2 separate regions of the Mus musculus genome follow, and region 2 is linked to region 1. A link is a loop called in an ENCODE intact Hi-C map of the cell type or tissue named here. Cell type or tissue: heart. All regions are shown on one strand. Links, peaks and the distances in the headings refer to the core of each region. The heading gives the core; the rest is flanking DNA.

Region 1 (9,451 bases), core at 935-8,934:
GATGCTAGCCTGGATTACACAATGAGTACATGCTCATTAGAGAAGAGCCTAAAGGAAAAGTAACAGTGGTCCATCTCCCTTCCGTTTGGAACAGAGCTAGGCTTTGGTGATGTGCTTAAGAATCTTCATTCCGCCAGGTTGGTGGCGCACACACACCTTTGATTCCACCATCCCAGTATCTCAGCATCCCAGTACTGGAAAGCAGAGGCAGGTAGATCTCTGAGTTCAAGGACAGCCTGGCTTACATAGTGAGTTCCAGGACAGCCAGAAGTATATAAAGAGACCCTGTCTCAAAAGAAAAAATATCAGTATTTTAAAATATGTATATGTATAATATTTAAATTTAAATATAAAGTTAAAATTATCATATGTGTGTGCATGCCTGTGTGTGTGTCTGATGTTTGTATGCATCCTGGCTTTTTTCCCATTTGCTAATATGGCATCACCAAGTAATTTACTTTATCTTTAAGTCTTTGAAAATAAAGTTCTAAAGTGTGCTGGCTCATGGCTATAATCCTAGCCCTTGGCAAGTAGAGGCAGGAAGATTAGAAGTTTAGGCTTATCTTCAGCTACATAGTAAGTTTAAGACTATTTGAGCTACGTGAACCCTTGTCTCAGGACAAAACAAAACAACAGAAGACCAATGAATATTAATGTTAACATGTTTCCAGTAGCTCTTATTTGGTTATGTAGCTCCACACTCTGTTCAAAAGCATGGTTGTTTTGAATCTTTCATTGCCAGTTATGGAGATAAACTTTCTTGTATATTTCTGACTCTGTACTTGGTAATTTCTTTAAGATAGAACTCTGGAAACTGGAGTTGAGGGGAGGTGTCACTGTTGCAGTGGGCACTAATTGATGTTAGCTTGGGAGTAGCATACACCTTAGAGAGTTCATCTTTAGCTCCAAGCGTCCTGTATATGGATTGAGCTATTCTGTGAATTGGGATGGACCCTGTATGCCCTGGCTCTCGTGTTAGTGGCTTTGGGCCCCTTCTTGCTTCCTCCTGTCTACCATTCTTCATTACTATGTTCCCTTCCCTGCTTCTGCAGTCAGTGATTTTTTTTTTTTTTTGGACATAGTTTATTAAAAAAATTTTAATGTAAATTTTTCAATTAAAAACTTTTTTATTTTAAAATAAGGTTATAGATGGATTCTTTTATGAAAATAGATCTGTGTTTAATAACTTGCCATTGTAAAGTGAATGAAGCACACATCCAGGGATTTTCTACCATTTAAGAATACAGCCATAAGTTACTTATTCTTACCCATGTCACGGACGGATCAGATGACAAAATGTGTTTTGTTGAAATAAAGCCCGCTTAATACCCCCATTCTCAGCTCTTAGGAACCCAGCAGGCAGAGACTACTTCAGTTTAGCTTCTTATTTGACCTCTTTAAACATTGAATTCTGATTTACCTTGCTTCCAGGATTTTTTTTCCATTTGTTTATCTTTTAATTTTCTTCACTAGGTCTCATTTAAAATGTACTTTACATTTTTGTATATGGGCTGTTTGTATGTGCATGGGTTCATGTATGACAGACAAGCTCAGGATAGTCCTCTCCTTCTGCTGTGAGAGTCCCTGGGATCCAGCTGGCATGGTGCTAAGTTTCCTCTTCCCACTGAGCCACTGAGCCTTCTCATGGTTTATTAAGGGACACTCCCCAAGAATGGGAGTGAGCAAGTGGAGCCAGGGGAGCAATTTCCCCCAAAGATTTGATAGCTTACTAATTATTATGTATTTGAAACGAATGGGGAGGGGCAGGGGCCCTTCTAGTCACTTGCCTTGAGGGACTAATTGAAGGTCAACCCAAACGTGCTGGAAAATAAGCCTCTTGCTTTTGCATCGAAAAGAAAATAAATGATTCCCCCCTCCCCCACATTGTTGTTGTTTTCAAAAATTGTACAATGGTAATTTTTAGATCTTAAAAAAAATCCATTTTTCTTGAGAGAAATGTGCAAAAAGAGGCTAGAAAGAGGGTGAATCTTGCTAAGACAACACAACATGAGTAATATAAAACTACTTCAGCTTTTATTTTGGATCTAGCTTATTCTTCTGACTCTTGCCAAGTTCCCTATGTTGGACTCTTCCCATCCCAGTCCTGGAGCACAGTGATGGTGATGCCAGCAGACAACCCATGACCCACAGCAGCAGCACCCTTTCCTGCCTCCTGCATGGAGATGCAGTGGTGACCCGCTGAGGCCGCATGCCATTTGACATGCTGGAAAGGCACTGATCACATTTCCTTGTTACTTTATGGCCGTCTCTGATTGGTGGTCCCAATGCTCTGGGTAACTGGACCAAATGGATCATTGTTTTAGAGATAATCAAGATCTGACTTTCTCTATATGGGACTAAGGAATGCTTCTATAACCTAGTTTCTGCGACGTAGGTTGTGGCTTTGCTAATGTATATGTTGCCTTCAAGGCCACTTTTTTTTTTTTAAAGATTTATTTACTTTATTTATGTGAGTACACTGTAGCTTTCTTCAAAGACACCAGAAGAGAGCATCAGATCTTATCACAGATGGTTGTGAGCCACCATGTGGTTGCTGGGAATTGAACTCAGGACCTCTGGAAGAGCAGTCGGTTCTCTTAACCTCTGAGCCATCTCTCCAAGCCCTCAAGGCCACTTTTTATTGTGAAAGGTAGTACATCCTCCAAACTGAACCTAAAACACTTAATTTCCATTTCCTGGGATTTCTCTCCCTTGATGAAAAGGTAACTAGCTGCCTTTCTCTCAATATCACCCATTGCTTTGGGCCTACAGTGAGGCAGATGATCATAGCAGAGAGGGTATGTAAAATCTGTTTTCCTCATGGTGGCTGAGAAAAGATGGGAAGGGGCCAGGGGCAGGTGTAACATCAGGTTGACACCAATTAGTCAGAATTCAAAAAAAAATGACATAGTGAGTGTGACAGTTATCACTGTCAATTAGACACAGCCTAGCCAGGCGTGGTGGCGCACACCTTTAATCCCAGCACTCGGGAGGCAGAGGCAGGCAGATTTCTGAGTTCGAGGCCAACCTGGTCTACAAAGTGAGTGCCAGGACAGCCAGGGCTACAAAGAGAAACCCTGTCTCGAAAACAAAAACAAAACAAAACAAAAAATTAGACACAGCCTGGGAAGCATCCCAATGAGAGTTTGTCCAGATCAGGTTGGCCTGTGGTCAGGGTTGTGGGGGATAATTTTGATTATGACAATCAATGTAGGAAGAACAGTGCCCACTAAGGGCAGCTCCGCTCCCTGGTTTTGCAATCCCGGACTACTTAAAAACGAAGAAAAGTAAGACAAGCACAAAGTAGCATCTTGCACGTGCTCTTGCTGCTTGGACTTTAGATACAAGTAGTTGCTTTCAGTTCCTGATTTAACATTCCTATAATAATGGACCATGTCCTGGAATTATAAGCTAAATAAACTCTATCTCCCCCTTTTAAAAAAATCTGCTGAGTTTATAGTCAGCATTATTTCAAGCACAGTGTGTGGTTCAGGATAATTTTGAGTTGGATTGATTTCCTATATTTTGCTTCTCCAAGGTCTCCCTTGTCAGGCTGCAACATGTTGGGGCACAGTTGGGATCTGACTCCTCAGGTCACCAGGGTATTAAGTCCTGGATAAGAATCAGAAACCAGAGCTAAAGATACGGCTCAGTAGAAGAGTGCTTGCTAGCATACAGTAAGGCCCAGGTTCATTCCCCAGCACAGAACCTCACCATTGAACATACCAGTAAGTAAAACAAAATGAGATAATTCAGAAGTGGTAGGTAGTTCATGCCTGTATTTTGGAACTTGGGAGGCTGAGAAAGGAGAATCACTACAAGTTTGAGGTCAGCTTGGACTCCAGAATGACACCCTGTCTCAGAAAAACAAAAGAAGGGGTCTAGAGAGGTGACTCAGCACTTAAGAGCACTGTCTGTTCTTCCAGAGGACCTGGGTTCTATTCCTATCATTTGCGCGGGAGTTCACACAGGAACTTCAGTTCCAGAAATCCAGTGCGTTCTTCTGGCCTCTGGGCACCCAGCATACAAGTGCTACACAGACATACATGTAGGTAAAACACCTATATACATAATTTTTTTAAAAATGAGTTTAAAACAAAAAATAAAACAGAAAACAACAATAAGAGATTTGAACTTAGCCGTAAGACAATGGGGCTGAGAGAGTTGGAGATTTAGCATATGTGGTTTTAAAGGTGGTGGGCATGAAAGGTTCACTAACAGACTTAACTTTGAAGTTTGCTTTTTTCTCTGTACTCAGTTTATCTATATTGGAGGCTCAGAGAAGAGTGGGCTGATGGCCTTATTCTTCTCCCATTGTCTGCTGGAGGTCTTTGTACTAATCACTTAACTTTTTATACTGATAATATCTAGATTAATGTGCCAAGGGAGAGGCCCCTTGGTCCAAGCATTCTGTACTACATCTACCATTTTAATTAAAGTTTTCACCTTGTAGCACTGGCTGGCCTGGAACTCTGTACAGACTAGGCTGACCTTGGACTCACAGGTCTAGCTGCTTCTGTCCCCAAGAGTTACGATTAAAGGCATTGGGCACGTTTGTTTGTTTGTTTATGTGGTTTGAATATGCTTGGCCAAGGAGTGGCGCTATTAGGATGTGTGGCTTGTTGGAGTGGGTATGGCCTTGAAGGAAATGTGTCACTGTGGGCATGGGCAATAAGACCCTCCTCCTAGCCATGTGAGAGCCAGTCTTCTCTTATCAGCCTTCAGATGAAGAGGTAGAACTCTCAGCTCCTCCTGTACCAGGTCTGCCTGGACATTGCCATGTTCCCACCTTGATGATAATGGACTGAACCTCTGAACCTGTAAGCCAGCCCCAATTAAATGTTGTTCTTATAAGAGTTGACTTGGTCATGGTGTCTGTTTACAGCAGTAAGACCCTAACTAAGACAGTTTGTTTGTTTGTTTGTTTGTTTGTTTGTTTGTTTTGAGAGAGGCTTTCTTTGTATAGCCACAGCTGTCTTAGTACTAGGTCTGTAGACCAGGCTGGCCTCAAACTCACAGAGATCCACCTACCTGTGCCTCCCAAGTGCTGGGATTAAAGGTGTAAGCCATCACCCACCAAATTGAGTACTTTAAAAGGAAGACATTAAACCAAATAGGTAAAAATAGTCTCTGATTAAAAGAACAAAACAAAACAGTTATATGAATGTTGAGAACCCATGGGGCCTCCATGAGCCCTCGATGTGAATAGCTCACAGGGAGCCTGGGAAGGGTTTCTGGCTATGCCAGTGACTTCGTCCTGCTCACCTTTGCGCTTGCTTGGGTACCAGCTAGACAGACATGGACAAAGGTAATGTTTGCATTATTAGCTGTGTAAAGACTCCACTGTGAACGTCATTCCTTCTGACTTAGAAAATGTATTTCCTAATCTGTCCCTGTCAGGCTTCATTCCAGTCCCAAAGAGGATGCTGACGTTTTTCTTTTTGAAACACAGATTTGTACCAATATGCTTAGTTTGAAACTTTTTCACAGTCACCTGGAAAAAGATAGAAGTCTCAAGTTTCTACCAAAAAGCATCGAGTACATTGTTCTGCCCTCTCTTATACAGGGTCTCTTACTGAATCTTCTGCTCTATCCCACTGAAAGCCTTGGTCTAGCGCAATGTCTCTCAAACCAAGACTGCAGTGTTTGGGCCTGGAGGTCTGTAAGCCCACGCCATAGCACATATGGCTTCCTCTAAGCTCTTGGATAAAATGAGCAGGACCAGAGTTGGCTCAGAAAATGAGCAGATGATGGCTTGGGGTTAGCTTTTCTTTTTGAAATGTTGCACAAGTGCAGAGCACTTAGCTGCCGCCCCCCTCTCCAGCCATCAGTAGAGCTTGACCTTGGCCAAGATTTTGCCTCATCCTCTCGGCATTTAAGCATAGAATTGCGTTTCAGCTGTGGAATGCTTAACCAAAAGCACATGCTGTGGTGGCAGGTTCCAAAGAACAAGTTTTGCGAAAGCCCAAAGAGCATTGTTCTCTCAAAACAGCAGCTTCCTCTGGACTGCCCAGCACACCTCACACCAGCGGTGCTTTGACTCGCTTGTACACAGAACTGGGGGTTATTGTTAATACCCTATTGAAGTGCAGTGTAGGTGCCATACATACATTCGAAGAAGACATACATTTGAAGGATATAGCTTGATGAATTTTGACAGATGTGTATGCCCATATAACTGTCACGGGCTAGAATTTAGGCCAGCCTGTTGTGTGTCAGTAGTCCCAGCGTTTGGGAATCCCCCTGTCTACTAAGCAAGTCCCAAGCCAGCCAGGGCCACATACCAAGACCCTCTCTTAAAAGAATATTAAAAAAAATTAATAAAGATTGGCAACATAGCTCAGGGACAGAGAACTTGCCTAGCATGAAGCCCCGGGTTCAATCCCTAGTATGGTTTTTAAAAGGGGACAGGAAGAGGTTTTTTTTGTTTGTTTGTTTGTTTTTTTTTTGTTTTGTTTTGTTTTTCAAGAGAGGGTTTCTCTGTATAGCCCTGGCTGTCCTGGAACTCACTCTGCAGACCAGGCTGGCCTCGAACTCTGAAATCTGCCTGCCTCTGCCTCCCGAGTGCTGGGATTGCCCGGCAACAGGAAGAGTTTTAACCGTCCTTGTGTTACAAACCTCTAGGGACCAGAAGATTATGTATTCACCAAGCTGAGGTCACTAAGACTGTAAGTCTGAGTCAGAGTTGCTGAGGATTTGGTAGTGGAGTCTAAGCATTTCTCTACACTTAGGGATTATAGAACAGTTCATGAAGTTTGATTTTAGTAAGTTATTAACTACAAATAGGTGCTATGTGCACATAGAATAGAATTTTTTATGGGTGTTTTCTTACACATATGTGTGTGTGCCATGTGTATGCCTGGTACCTGCAGAGGAGAGAAGAGGGCTTCAGATGCCTGGGAACTGGAGTTACAAAGGGTTATAAGCCACCATTGAGTGCTGGAAATGGAACCAGGTCCTCTGGAAGAACAGCCAATGCTCTTAATCACTGAAACATCTCTCCAGCTCCTCCTATTCTGTATATGTTTGAAATTTTCCACTAAATTCCCTACATTCTTTAGTAGTAGTTCCCATAGCACATCCACTTATATTCCTGCTAAGTGATGCTTAGCCCCTGAAACCTAAAACCAAGATACAGGCGAGTCTCTACACAGGGTCCTCTCCTGGTCTTCAAAACTAGACATTCTGATTCAATTTACAAACATGCTAACCGGTAGTGGTGCACTCCTTTAATCCCAGCACCTGGAAGGCAGAGGTAGGCAGATCTCTGAGTTCCAGGCCAAGCCCGGTTTACAGAGTGATCACGTTCCAGAACAGCCTGGGCTACACAGAGAAGCCCTGTCTGAAAAATCATAAAAAGAAAAAAGAAAAATTACAAACACGAGCTGGGATAACTTCACTTTCCCAAGCCATCCTTCTCTTTGAACATAGGGTTGACCTCAAATTTATTTTGAAAAGCCAATTTCTCAGGCAAACTGATTTGTACAGTAAGGTCTACACACATAAATCTCATACAACCTTACTGAGCCATATTCCCAGCCTGGCCATAGAGCCCAGGAAGGGGGGGGGGTTCTCTTCCCACCTCCCCCAGGAGGGAAGGAAGCAGGTATGACTTTCTGTGGCCATTTCCACCTCCTGAACTTTGCACTTCCCCTGTGGTAGGTGGTTAGGGGTCAGCTTCAAGTTGACACTTCTGAAGACACTCACACACAGTTTAGGGAAGGGAGTGGCGCTGCTGGTGTCTTCTCAGTTCCCTGGCATCCTCTCCTCCATATGACCACCCCAATCCCTCACTCCTCTAAAACATGCCTGCTGTCAAACAGCCCTCCTGAGTGTGGCCTTACAACAGCCCTCACAGTTGAGCAGCGTCTGCCTTCTGACAAGCTTGAAGGAAGTTTTGGAGGCTCGGAGGCTGTGTTCAGTATGCTAACAGTTGAGTGTGACCTGGTGGCTTAGGGGTGGCAGCGAGATGAAAGGAGAGGTCATTGGAGATAGGGTGGGTTCTTCCCGCTCAACCTGTGGTGGCTGCTGGACTGGTTCCCTCAGCCTTTGGCTCCAGCCTTTTCTGGGCAGGGAAACAGAATAAGGCAAAGTGCCTGGTCTGTTTTAAATAGATTCTGCTTGCTGTAGCCAATAAGCACAACAGCTTGGAAGGTGAGTGACCCTTCCCAACAGATTTATGTTGCTCCAACGCTCTTGCCTCCAGCGCCACTCCAGCGCCTCCTGCCCTCCTCGTTGACCTGACTCCACGGTCTCTCCCCAGGCTTGTCTGGCTTTAGTGCTCTTTACACTTTTATTGGGTTTTGCTCTCTGCTTTGTCTCTCCCTGAAGCTGTTTTTCCTGTGTCCTCTATCTTTCCATCTCTGCTTGTGCCTTTGTGGTCTGCGTCTGCGCTGGCACATACTCATCCCCGTCTGCTGCTGCTTGTCTGATTGTCATAGCTTTTTGTCCTCCTGCCCTCATTCCCCACAGCCTCCTTGGGGGGGGAGGGAGGACAGCCTAGGCCCTCTCGGGCTTGTGTGCAGTTGGTGAGACAGCCGAGAGTCCACTCACTGCAGTGACAGGCTCTGGAACCAGCGGGTTCATCGCTACCAGGACACTCCAGATTGAATATGGATTCTGGGCCCTGTTTACAAGACATAGGAATAACTTGGGGTGTTTAAACTTTGATCTCTAGATTCCTAGTAAGAACTAATTCATAGGGGGAAGCTGATATCTTTAACTTACAGTGCAGGTGATTGGCTGTGGGGATATAGTTAAAGGGGAATTACCCACCTTGAACAGTCTCAGCTGTGGACTAATGACAGTTCCAGACTGGGAAACGGACCTCAGTGATGGCAGCTGTTTCTTGGCCATGTGCCTGTGCAATAAGCGGCACCAAAGAAATCAGAGTAGGACAAAGAAAGACAAGGACAGAAAAGTGATGGCCATTGCCATCTAAGGCTATAGTAAGGAAAGGAGACAGAAGGAGGAGGCTGGGTAAGGAAAGAAGACAGAAGGAGGAGGCTGGGTAAGGGCTCAATAATTAGGAAAACGGATGGGGCGCCAATACAGGTGGAGGGTGGGGGTGACAGGCACAGAAGTTGGTCTGAGATGCAGCAACCTGGCTCTGTCAATGGAGCCACGCACTGCAGGCTGCGGCCAGGGAAAATAGAACCTTTCTCCTTCTCCCCAGTCAACTTTAGCTCTAGTACCTCTTTTTCTTTTATACTTACATCTTCATGTCACATCATCAGAAAACAAAGCAAAAAAGAGGCAATCTGCCTTCGAGAGGAAATAGTAGGGGCCGGTGAATTTATGGTTGGTATGCTTCTCCTTTGCTGACTCTGCTTGTCCAGGAGCTGTGGAGAGGCAGCCCTTTGCTAGAGTGCCTCAGTAGAATCCCTGTGCGGCATGATAGCCCAGTAGAGTGCCTGCAGCCAAGTAGCCAGTAGCAGTGTGCATCCATCAA
Region 2 (9,451 bases), core at 932-8,931, 170 kb after region 1:
CGTGGATACAAGGAAGTAAATGTATTCTCCACTTGAATGCAATATGTGACCTTAGAATTGACTCTTCCTAGAAAGGAAGTGCTCTGAGGAACATTATCAGAAAGCTGACACAAGTTGAATGTGTAACAGGAATCAGAAATAATGCTAAATTTGCTGAGGTTGATATCCTTTATGATTATATTGTTTCCCTCAGGAAATACACACTGAAGTTTCTAAAGATAAGCAGTTATGATGAGTACAACTTACTCTTCTGTGGTAAAGATTTGTGTATGGGAAGTATGAATGCAAACTTGGAGCAGATGGTTCCAAATGTTTAGATAGTTGGTCAGGAACATACGATTCTTTTCTTAAACTATTGTTGTAGCCTTTTTCAAGATTAAAAATTATTTCCAAATAAAAGTTATTTTTTTTTTAATCGTGGACTGAATAAATGAGCAAAGCTTTTGATGTAGCTCTGTGCCTGAAGATGGTGTGGCTTGGCAGGCAAGGCTTTAATCCCAAGCCTTAAGAAGAAAAAAATATGGTACAAAACCAAAAGCAGGTTGAATAGGCAGGTATGGTTGGTGGCATGTGATACGATCAGGGTTCCCACGAGGCACAGGCTGGAGCTTGTAAGTTCAGTAGAGACCAGCATTGGCTACATAGTAACACTTGACATACTGTCAGAAACAAAACTCTGGGTGTCAACAAAGGTTCTCCATTTCCTTGTATTTATTGTATCTTTTTTAAAAGGTGCTTACTTTGAGATAAAGTCTCATATATACCAGGTCAGTCTCAAACCCTTTATGTAACCATTGATGACCTTTAGTTCCGATTCTTCTTCTTCTACCACCTCTCAAGTGCTGAATGTGCCGCTGAGGCCATACTGCACCTTTAAAGAAATGTCTCCCCATCCTTGTGCAGCACACCTTTCACCCCAGCACTTGGGAGACAGGGCAGCCTGATCTCTGTGAGTTCAGGGCTACTCTGGTCTTCATAGTGAGTTCTAGACCAACCAGGACTACATAGAAGACTCGATTTTAAACAAATAAACAAAACCCAACACTTTGATTTGATTTGGTTTTGCTAGGGCTTGGGAGATGGATCCCTAGTACCCAAGTAAAAAGTCGGGCATGGTAAACTCAGAGCTGGGGGTAGGAAGTAAGGAAGATCCCTAAAGGGTATTGTTAGCCAGCCAGCCTAGATGAATTGATGAAAGAGTCAGTTGAAGACCTTGTCTCAACAAAACAAAACAAGAACAAAACAAAGCAATGTAGAGAATGATTGAAGAAAGACCCCAACATAGACTTCCTTGGGATACTTTTTTTTTTTTTCCTTTTTTCCTTTTTTGGTTTTTCGGTTTTTCTAGACAGGGTTTCTCTGTGTAGCCCTGGTTGTCCTGGAACTCACTCTGTAGACCAGGCTGGCCTTGAACTCAGAAATCCGCCTGCCTCTGCCACCCAAGTGCTGGGATTAAAGGCATGTGCCACCACTGCCTGGGTTTCCTTGGGATAATTAATAACCAACCCAGCTCAATCAGTCAATAGGGTCTCAAGGTAGGGAGTGAGGATTAAAAAGAAAAGACATTTAGACAATATTATAACATGACTCCAGCCAGTGCTGAAGCTGAAGAAGGGTTATTTTTTTTTCCAGTCTGCTCTTACACCATTCTAGGTGCGTGCAAAGAATAGGATCAATTCTTTTTTTTTTTTTTTTTCTTTAGTTTTTCGAGACAGGGTTTCTCTGTATAGCCCTGGCTGTCCTGGAACTCACTTTGTAGACCAGGCTGGCCTCGAACTCAGAAATCTGCCTGCCTCTGCCCCCCCCCCCCCCCCCGCCACCACGCCCGACTAGGATCAATTCTAGATCAAAGACAAAATAGTCAAGGAACAAACAGGGCATTAAACCAAGTCCCATGTGTACAATACATTCCTCGGATATTCATCTTGAGTCTTGTCAATGTCAAAATCTTATCTCACCCTACTTCCTTGTCCTAGCCCTTGTCAAATTCTTGCCAAATTCCTAGCACCAAGAGTTCTCCATGACTTAATATGTCTTAAGTTTGACCAGAGATAATCATGAGTCTATGCTGTAATATTTGGGAAGTAAAGAGTTAATTTTTTTGTTTTTTGTTTTTTGTTTTGTTTTGTTTTGTTTTTTTGAGACAGGGTTTCTCTGTATAGCCTTGGCTGTCCTGGAACTCATTTTGTAGACCAGGCTGGCCTCGAACTCAGAAATCCACCTGCCTCTGCCTCTGTGCTGGGATTAACCACGCCCAGCTAGAGTTAAAATTTTTCAAGTAGGCCATGAGAGATCGGGTTCATTGACAGAGTACTTGCCTGGCACATGTAAGAACTAGACTTGATCCTCAACACTGAACAAAGAGAACTTTAAAAGTCACTTTTACTTCTTTTTATGTTATGTGTGTTGTGTTTTGTCTGCTGGTAGACTAGTGCACCACATTTATATAGTGCCCACAGAGGCAGAGAGAGCGGATCAGAAAATGTCCGCTGCTCTGGACCTTGAGTTACAGACATTTGTTAGCATCTCTGTGGATGCTCAGAATTGAACGCAAGTCCTCAGGAAGAGTGGCCAGTGCTCGAACTGCTGAACCTTCTTCCCATAACTCCCCCTCCTCCCAAAAAGAATTTTTAGTGCCCTGTAATCATGTACCCAGAGTTAAATGTAATGTGTTTATTCTTCTTTCTCTTTTCTCCGGAGGGGTGCTGTTTTTGCTGCCTTCTGTGTGTGTATCTTCGATTTTCAGTTTTTTAGTTTTAGTTAAGTTTTTTTGGAGACAGAGTCTCCCTGTGTAGCTCAAGCTGGTCTCAAGCACACATTCCTTCTGCCTTTGTTGCCAAGTGCTACGATTACTCTTGTTATGGTGGCACACATAGCTCTGGGTTTATGTATTACCAAGTGTCAGGAAAAGTTAATACACTTATCAAAATTATGCTGAACTGCAATTTCTTCCTGTAGATTTATCACAACTATTGGGTTTTCTTGCTTGATTTAAAAAAAAAAAAAAAGAAGTACACACACACACACACACACACACACACACACACACACACACACACACGGGTGCCCACACAGGCCAGAGGCATTGGATCCCCTGGAGCTGGCCATAGGTTGTTGTGAACCATCAGATGTTGGTGCTGGGAATAGAACTTTATTGGCTCCTCTGCAAGAGCAATGGGTGCTCTTAACTGCTGATCCACCTCTGGCTCCAAAAGCACTATGTTTAAATCCCTAACGTATTAAAAATATTTTTATTAATTCTTTGATAAATGTATATAATGTATTTTGATTATATTCACCCCTTCAGCTTCTCCAAGATCTTGTGTATTCTTTCTCACCCCTCGCTCCTCCAGGAGCCTGGTTTGTGATGCTCAGTACTCTGGGTGTGGGCTGTAGAGGCTGCTTTGGGGAGTAGTTCACCTACTAGGAGTAACACCCTTAAAGAAAACTGACCCTTCCTCTCCCAGGAACTACCAAAGGCTGATAGCTCCTTAGCTAGGGGTGGACCTTCGTGCCCTGCCCCAACCCCTACTTGTTTCCTATAAAGACAGTAATATATTCATGGAGAGAGCTTATAAAGCAACATGGGGGGTGCCTAGTGCTGCACCATATTCTATGAGACTGTAAAAAGGAAGAGAAAGAAATACGGGGAATTGGTTACAGCCAATCTAGGGATGGAGGACAGTGATACAGAAGTGGCACATTGGTCTCCCCTACACAGAATCTTGGTTGAGCCAGGGGGCAATTGTTTTGAGCTGAGATTATTTTCTGATCCTTTCTTGATTGATGTGGTCCTAGGATTTGACTTGGAACAGTGTCTAGGTTTTGGGTTGATAATCTGGGTAAGCTTGCCAAGAACTACAAGTTCTTGGGGGAAAGGAGGGCAAGAATGGTTAGAAAGTGCTAGAGAAACTATGTTAACTGGTCTAGAAACTGAGAAATACTTGGAGACAGCTAATACATAGTTTAAGAACCGTCCTCAAGCCAGGTATGGTGATGTGGCCTGTAATCCCAGCTACTCCGGCTGAGGCAGGGAAGCCACAAATGCAAGGCCTGTGTGGTCTTTAGAGTAAGTTCAAGGCCAGTCTGACCCTTGAGGCTGGGCATTATAACCCAGTGGAGAGTGAGTGCTCAAATGCATGGACAAGTCCCAAGTTCAATCCTCAACGCCAAAGGAGAAAACCTACCCAATAGCATAGGATAAAGATCAGAGCTCTTTAAAAGAGACAGCAGAAGGGTGGTGCCTTTTAAAGATGTCTGTGACACTTCCAGCTGAGTGATTTGGGGAAAGTGAGCAAAGCAGTAGGAAACTGTTGTAACTTGGGTTTAAATTGGTGAAAATAGCTGCATAGTATAGAAAGAAAAATATGACCGAGGTTGCATGAAAACAGTCGCAGGAGTTAGAAGTAACCAGAGCCTGTAGAGCACTTTCTGCAGACTGAGGAGTCCAGGCAGCTGGGCTTATGCATTTCAGAGCTATGCAGGGAAGCCCGGGCAAGAGTTCCCTCACACCCACTTCTTTAGTACAAGGAGAGCATTGAAGAGAAGAGAGCAGTGAGGAAAGCAGTTCAAAGTCTGAGCTTTCAGAATCTGTAGATAGCTGGATGCGGTGTTATACAGCCTTAATCCCAGCGCTTGGGAAGCTGAGATGTGGATTTGGAGATCAAGGCCAGCCAGGGGTGCCCAGTGAGACTCCAGCTCTAAAATAACAATGATCATAAGAAATGGACCATCTTCAGACAGGTGTTTCTTTTCCTTTTATGTCATACTACTTAGTGATACCTTCTCATTCTCTGTAGATCCAGAAACAGCAAGGCCCAGCAGTTCCAAAATCACCACCACCCTGGGGCTAGTCGTCCATGCTGCAGGTAAGTCAGCATTGCAGTGAGACTGCTCCTAACCTCACAGAGACTCTACACTGAATGCTCTTGGGCAAGGGTTGCTGAACAGAGCCCTCTAGCGGTAGCATTAGCCCTGGCATATTCTGCATCGAGCTTACAAGCTAAGAGTGTGTTCTATATTTTAAATACCTAAACACAGAGTATAAGCTAGGCATGGTAGCATATATATGTACTCCAAGCACTCAGGAGGTAGAGGCAGTAGGATCCAGAGTTCAAGGCCAACTTGACTACTTAATTTTAGCCTGAGCTACATATCTAGACCCTGTCCAAAAGAGTCTGGGGCTGTAGCTCAATGACTAAACATCTGTTGAGTGTGTGAAAGGCCTGTGTTCAATTCTCAGCACTGCCAAACAGAAAGATCTTTCATGTCACTGGGAAACTATGGTATGGAGTGATAGTGTTGTTCTGAAGATAGCTATGCCCACATGTTCTATATCACCTGTGGCTTGTTTTGTACAGTAGTGACCAAGTTGTGTAGTTACAAGAGACCAAGTAACTTACAAAGCTCAAATATTTCCTGTCTGGGCTTTAAGGAGATTGCTGACCTCTACCCTAAGATCTGTCTGGAAAAGAGGCTGCACATATCAGCACCAAACAGCTCAGCTGCCAGTGTAGCCTAAGGCAGTAAGCGGAAGACTCAGTGTGGCAGATGGGACTTGGCTTTAGCACCATAACCCAAACCTAGACCTGATGGGAGATAGGATTCTGTCAGGTCCAAATAAAGGTATGTGAAAAGTAGCTCACTCCTAACCTCCTGGTTTCTGCTTTCTAACAAAATCACCTCTATCACTGCACTAGAGGCTGTGGGACCTGGGAGAAGGGAGCCAATAAATGAGGTGGACTGAAGTGTCACGCAATAGCCAACTTTATTCAGAGCCCCAGATGATTTATACTCGAGAGTTAAGAAAGGTCACCTGAGATCTCATGAGTTCAGGCTGTATACAATCACAAGGACAAGCCACACATGGCAAAAACATGTCCATAAAGATATGTGAAGGAAAATATTTAATTGAATAACATCAGCATACAATAATGAGTTCTCTGAAGTAAACTCACTCCTATCCACTACACCTGGGATGAGCAATAAAACACATTCTGCGAGCAAGTCTGTGTTTTGAAGAAACTGGGGTTACAAGACTTGTTTTCTTGGAGTGTTCTCATGAGCAGTCAGAATTCTCCTCACAGGCTCCATTTCTAGACTGTTCCAACATACCCATTCATCCAAAGTCCCTCCCTTGACCTTTTTTTTTTTTTAAGATTTATTTATTATTTATTTTATGTATATGAGAAGAGTATAGCTGTAAGATGGTTATTGTTGGGACTTAAATTTAGGACCTCTGCTCACTTCAGTTAGCCCGTTCGCTCAGGCCCAAAGATTTATTTATTATATACTTATACTTGTACTTACTAGTACACTGTTGCTGTCTTCAGACACACCAGAAGAGGGCGTCAGATCTCATTATGGATAGTTGTGAACCACCATGTGGTTGCTGGGATTTGACCTCAGGACCTTTGGAAGAGCAGTCAGTGCTCTTACCTGCTGAGCCATCTCACCAGCCCCTCTCTTGACCTTTTTATGTCAACTTAAATACAAGCTAGAGTTATCTGAAAGAAGGAAACCTCAATGGAGAAAATACCTGTAAAGGATACAGCTGTAGGACATTTTCTTAATGAGCGACTGATGTGGGAGGGCCCAGCCCCTTGTGGGTGGTGCCATCCCTGGGTTGGTCCTGGGTTTTAGAAGAAAGCAGGCTGAGCAAGCCTGGAGGAACAAGCCAATAAGCAGCACTCCTCTATGACCTCTGCGTCGGCTCCTGCTTTGTTTGAGTTCCTGTCCTCACTTCCTTCAGTGATGAACAGTGACATGGAAGTGTAAGCTGGACAAACCCTTTCCTCCCCAACTTGCTTTGGTCACAGTGTTTTTCTCACAGCATAGTAACCGAAACTAAGAGAGTCCCCATCATGTGTGAGTCATCTGTATTGAAGCTTCAAGCCTTGAAGACAGAAAAATATGAGCTTTGAAATTCTTCGTTAGCACATTCTTATTTCAGCTTGGCTCATCAATGGTTGTTTGTATTTCATATTTTTTTTTTAGCAATAAAGACAGCTAACTTATGGGTGACTTGGGGCCAGATGCATTTATTCTTATTCTTTTACTTTTAGCACTCACGAACCCCTAAGACTACACATTTAATTGTCCACATCTTCCCCCCTCCACCCCCCCTTGGCTTTTCCAGACAGGATTTCCCTGTGTAGCCCTCTAGCTATTCTGTAACTCACTCTGTAGACCAGGCTGGCGTCAAACTAGAGATCTGCCTGCCTCTGCTTCCCGAGTGCTAGAATTAAAGGTGTGTCCATCACCACCCAGCTTATTGACCCCACCCTGAAGGTGGTTGTGAAGTTCATTGAGATCGAATAGCTTGCCGAGATCCAAGTCCAGCTGTGCCTAGCTTTGAAGCCCATTTATCAGCCCGGCATTGCCTCCCTTCATAGCATCTTGTTTCCTTGTCTCCCAATTTAGCTGATGGTGTAGCTTTGGGAGCAGCAGCCTCTACTTCACAAACTAGTGTCCAGTTAATTGTGTTCGTGGCAATAATGCTACACAAGGTAAGCCAAGATTGGATATTGAACAAATTTGTAATTAAAAATTTTCTTGACTTTGATGCATTTCTGAAATGTGGTATCTTTTTAGCTTTAAAAGTATATTTATAGCTGGCGGTGGTGGCACCTGCCTTTAATCCCAGCACTTGGGAGTCAGAGACAAACGGATTTCTGAGTTCGAGGCCAGCCTGGTCTACAGAGTGAGTTCCAGGACAGCCAGGGCTACACAGAGAAACCCTGTCTCCAAAAAAAAAAAACAAAACCCCACAAAAAAATTGTATTTATTATATGTGTGTGCACATGAGCACACACATGCCACTGTTAGCATGATAAAACTCAGAGAACAGCTGTGTGAAATTGATTCCCTTCTTTTACCTTTATCTGAGTCCTGGGGTTTGAACTCGGGTCCCAGGTCTTGCAGAGCAAACACCTTGACCCATTGCAGATTCTGATAGCCACCACCACCCCCTTTTTTATATCTATAAATGCTCTGTCCTCATGTCCTCCTGCATGCCAGAAGAGGGGACAGAGTCTCATTACAGATGGTTGGTTGTGAGCCACCATGTGGTTGCTGGGAATTGAACTCAGGGCCTCTGGAAGAGCAAGCAGCCAGTCCTCCTAGCCGCTGACCACCAAATCTCAGCCCCCAATTTCTGCTTTTCGTACAGTTGTGTTCACATAGCTGACTAGACGGCTCCATGGGTAAAACTACTTGCTAAACAAGTTTGACAACCCAGTTCCCAAAAGTTGTCTTCTGACCACCACACACACACGGTGGCACACAGGTGGCTACATTCACACACACAAGTATAGTAAGTAAAAATTAAAAATTCAAAAGCCGGGCGTGGTGGCGCACGCCTTTAATCCCAGCACTCGGGAGGCAGAGGCAGGCGGATTTCTGATTTCGAGGCCAGCCTGGTCTACAAAGTGAGTTCCAGGACAGCCAGGACTACACAGAGAAACCCTGTCTCAAAAACACCAAAAAAAAAAAAAATTCAAAATAATCTTGTGTACAATACTAACAAGAAAGATATCTACAGACACATGTAGGGTTTTCTTGTGAGAACATTGGTTCTTAAAAGGCAAACTTGCTCTTGATGGGATGCCTGGGTCTCTCATATTCAGATAGCATCACCTGCATTTCTTGACGTGAAAGCAAGCCCTGCTTGTCAAGTGATACAGGGGCTACTTTGTCATTTCCAGGCTCCAGCAGCATTTGGGCTGGTTTCCTTCCTGATGCATGCTGGTCTGGAGCGGAATCGAATCAGAAAGCACTTGCTGGTCTTTGCATTGGCAGCACCAGCCATGTCCATGCTGACATACTTAGGATTAAGTAAGGTAAGTGTGAGCCTCCCTCACTGTGCAGTCCCGGGTGTGTCTGGTTCTCTCATAGGCTCCGCCTGCAGCCTGGGAGCTGCGTGGGACTGAGAGCTAGGAATGTGACCCAACACAAAATCATAAACTTACTGAAACAGGACACAATTTTTTATTTCTTATGTTATTTTATTGGCAACTCATTTGTCTTGTCTATGTATGCCACAACATTCTGTCACAATATCAAAAGGCTCAACAAATCTGGTAGGGTATCTTAGGGTGAATTTTTCATGGACAGTATTTTCTCAACTCATGACAAAAATTGAAAGTAAAAATCTGTAGAAAATAAGTGTCTTAATTTCAAGTTAGTCTTTTTTATGACTTTAATATTCATATAAATTGAATACCAGTTCTAAGAATATCTGCATAAATATATAGTAGCAGTTCAGTGTTTAAGATCGTATCATTTAACCAGTCATGCTTATTTTGTTTGGCAGATAACAGTCTGCCACGCACTCCGGTCGAGTCAGGTCTGCCGCAACAGTCTGTTAGAATCATCCAAAATTTTTAATTTATTTTTATTTCATGTGCATTGGTGTTTTGCCTGCATGTGTGTCTGTGTGAGGGTGCCAGGT

What was found. Peaks named below come from ENCODE experiments on the same cell type or tissue, not always from the same donor. Only the 100,000 strongest peaks of a DNase experiment are listed, where the experiment ranks them.
Region 2: a loop joins it to region 1, with 2.9 times the contacts of the local background. A loop is called at or near these places in 9 of 42 quality-filtered maps.

The regions. Positions count from the first base shown.
Region 1 is chr12:80,499,094-80,508,544 of GRCm38, forward strand. It overlaps Gm26777 (a long non-coding RNA gene), which reads right to left. Exons shown (of 5, transcript XR_381753.4): 3 at 9,216-9,451; 4 at 8,776-8,860; 5 at 8,058-8,626. 2310002D06Rik (RIKEN cDNA 2310002D06 gene) reads left to right here and starts at 8,113. Exons shown (of 3, transcript NR_045490.1): 1 at 8,113-8,154. In heart, for the core only: no CTCF peak of the experiment used is centred there; DNase peaks (open chromatin) are centred at 5,858 and 8,078.
Region 2 is chr12:80,668,427-80,677,877 of GRCm38, forward strand. It overlaps Slc39a9 (solute carrier family 39 (zinc transporter), member 9), which reads left to right. Exons shown (of 7, transcript NM_026244.2): 4 at 4,800-4,868; 5 at 7,423-7,508; 6 at 8,706-8,840. Among named protein-coding and RNA genes, the nearest start is that of Plekhd1, 19 kb to the right of the region's middle. In heart, for the core only: CTCF peaks have their summits at 4,964 (motif pointing left) and 6,365 (motif pointing right); no DNase peak of the experiment used is centred there.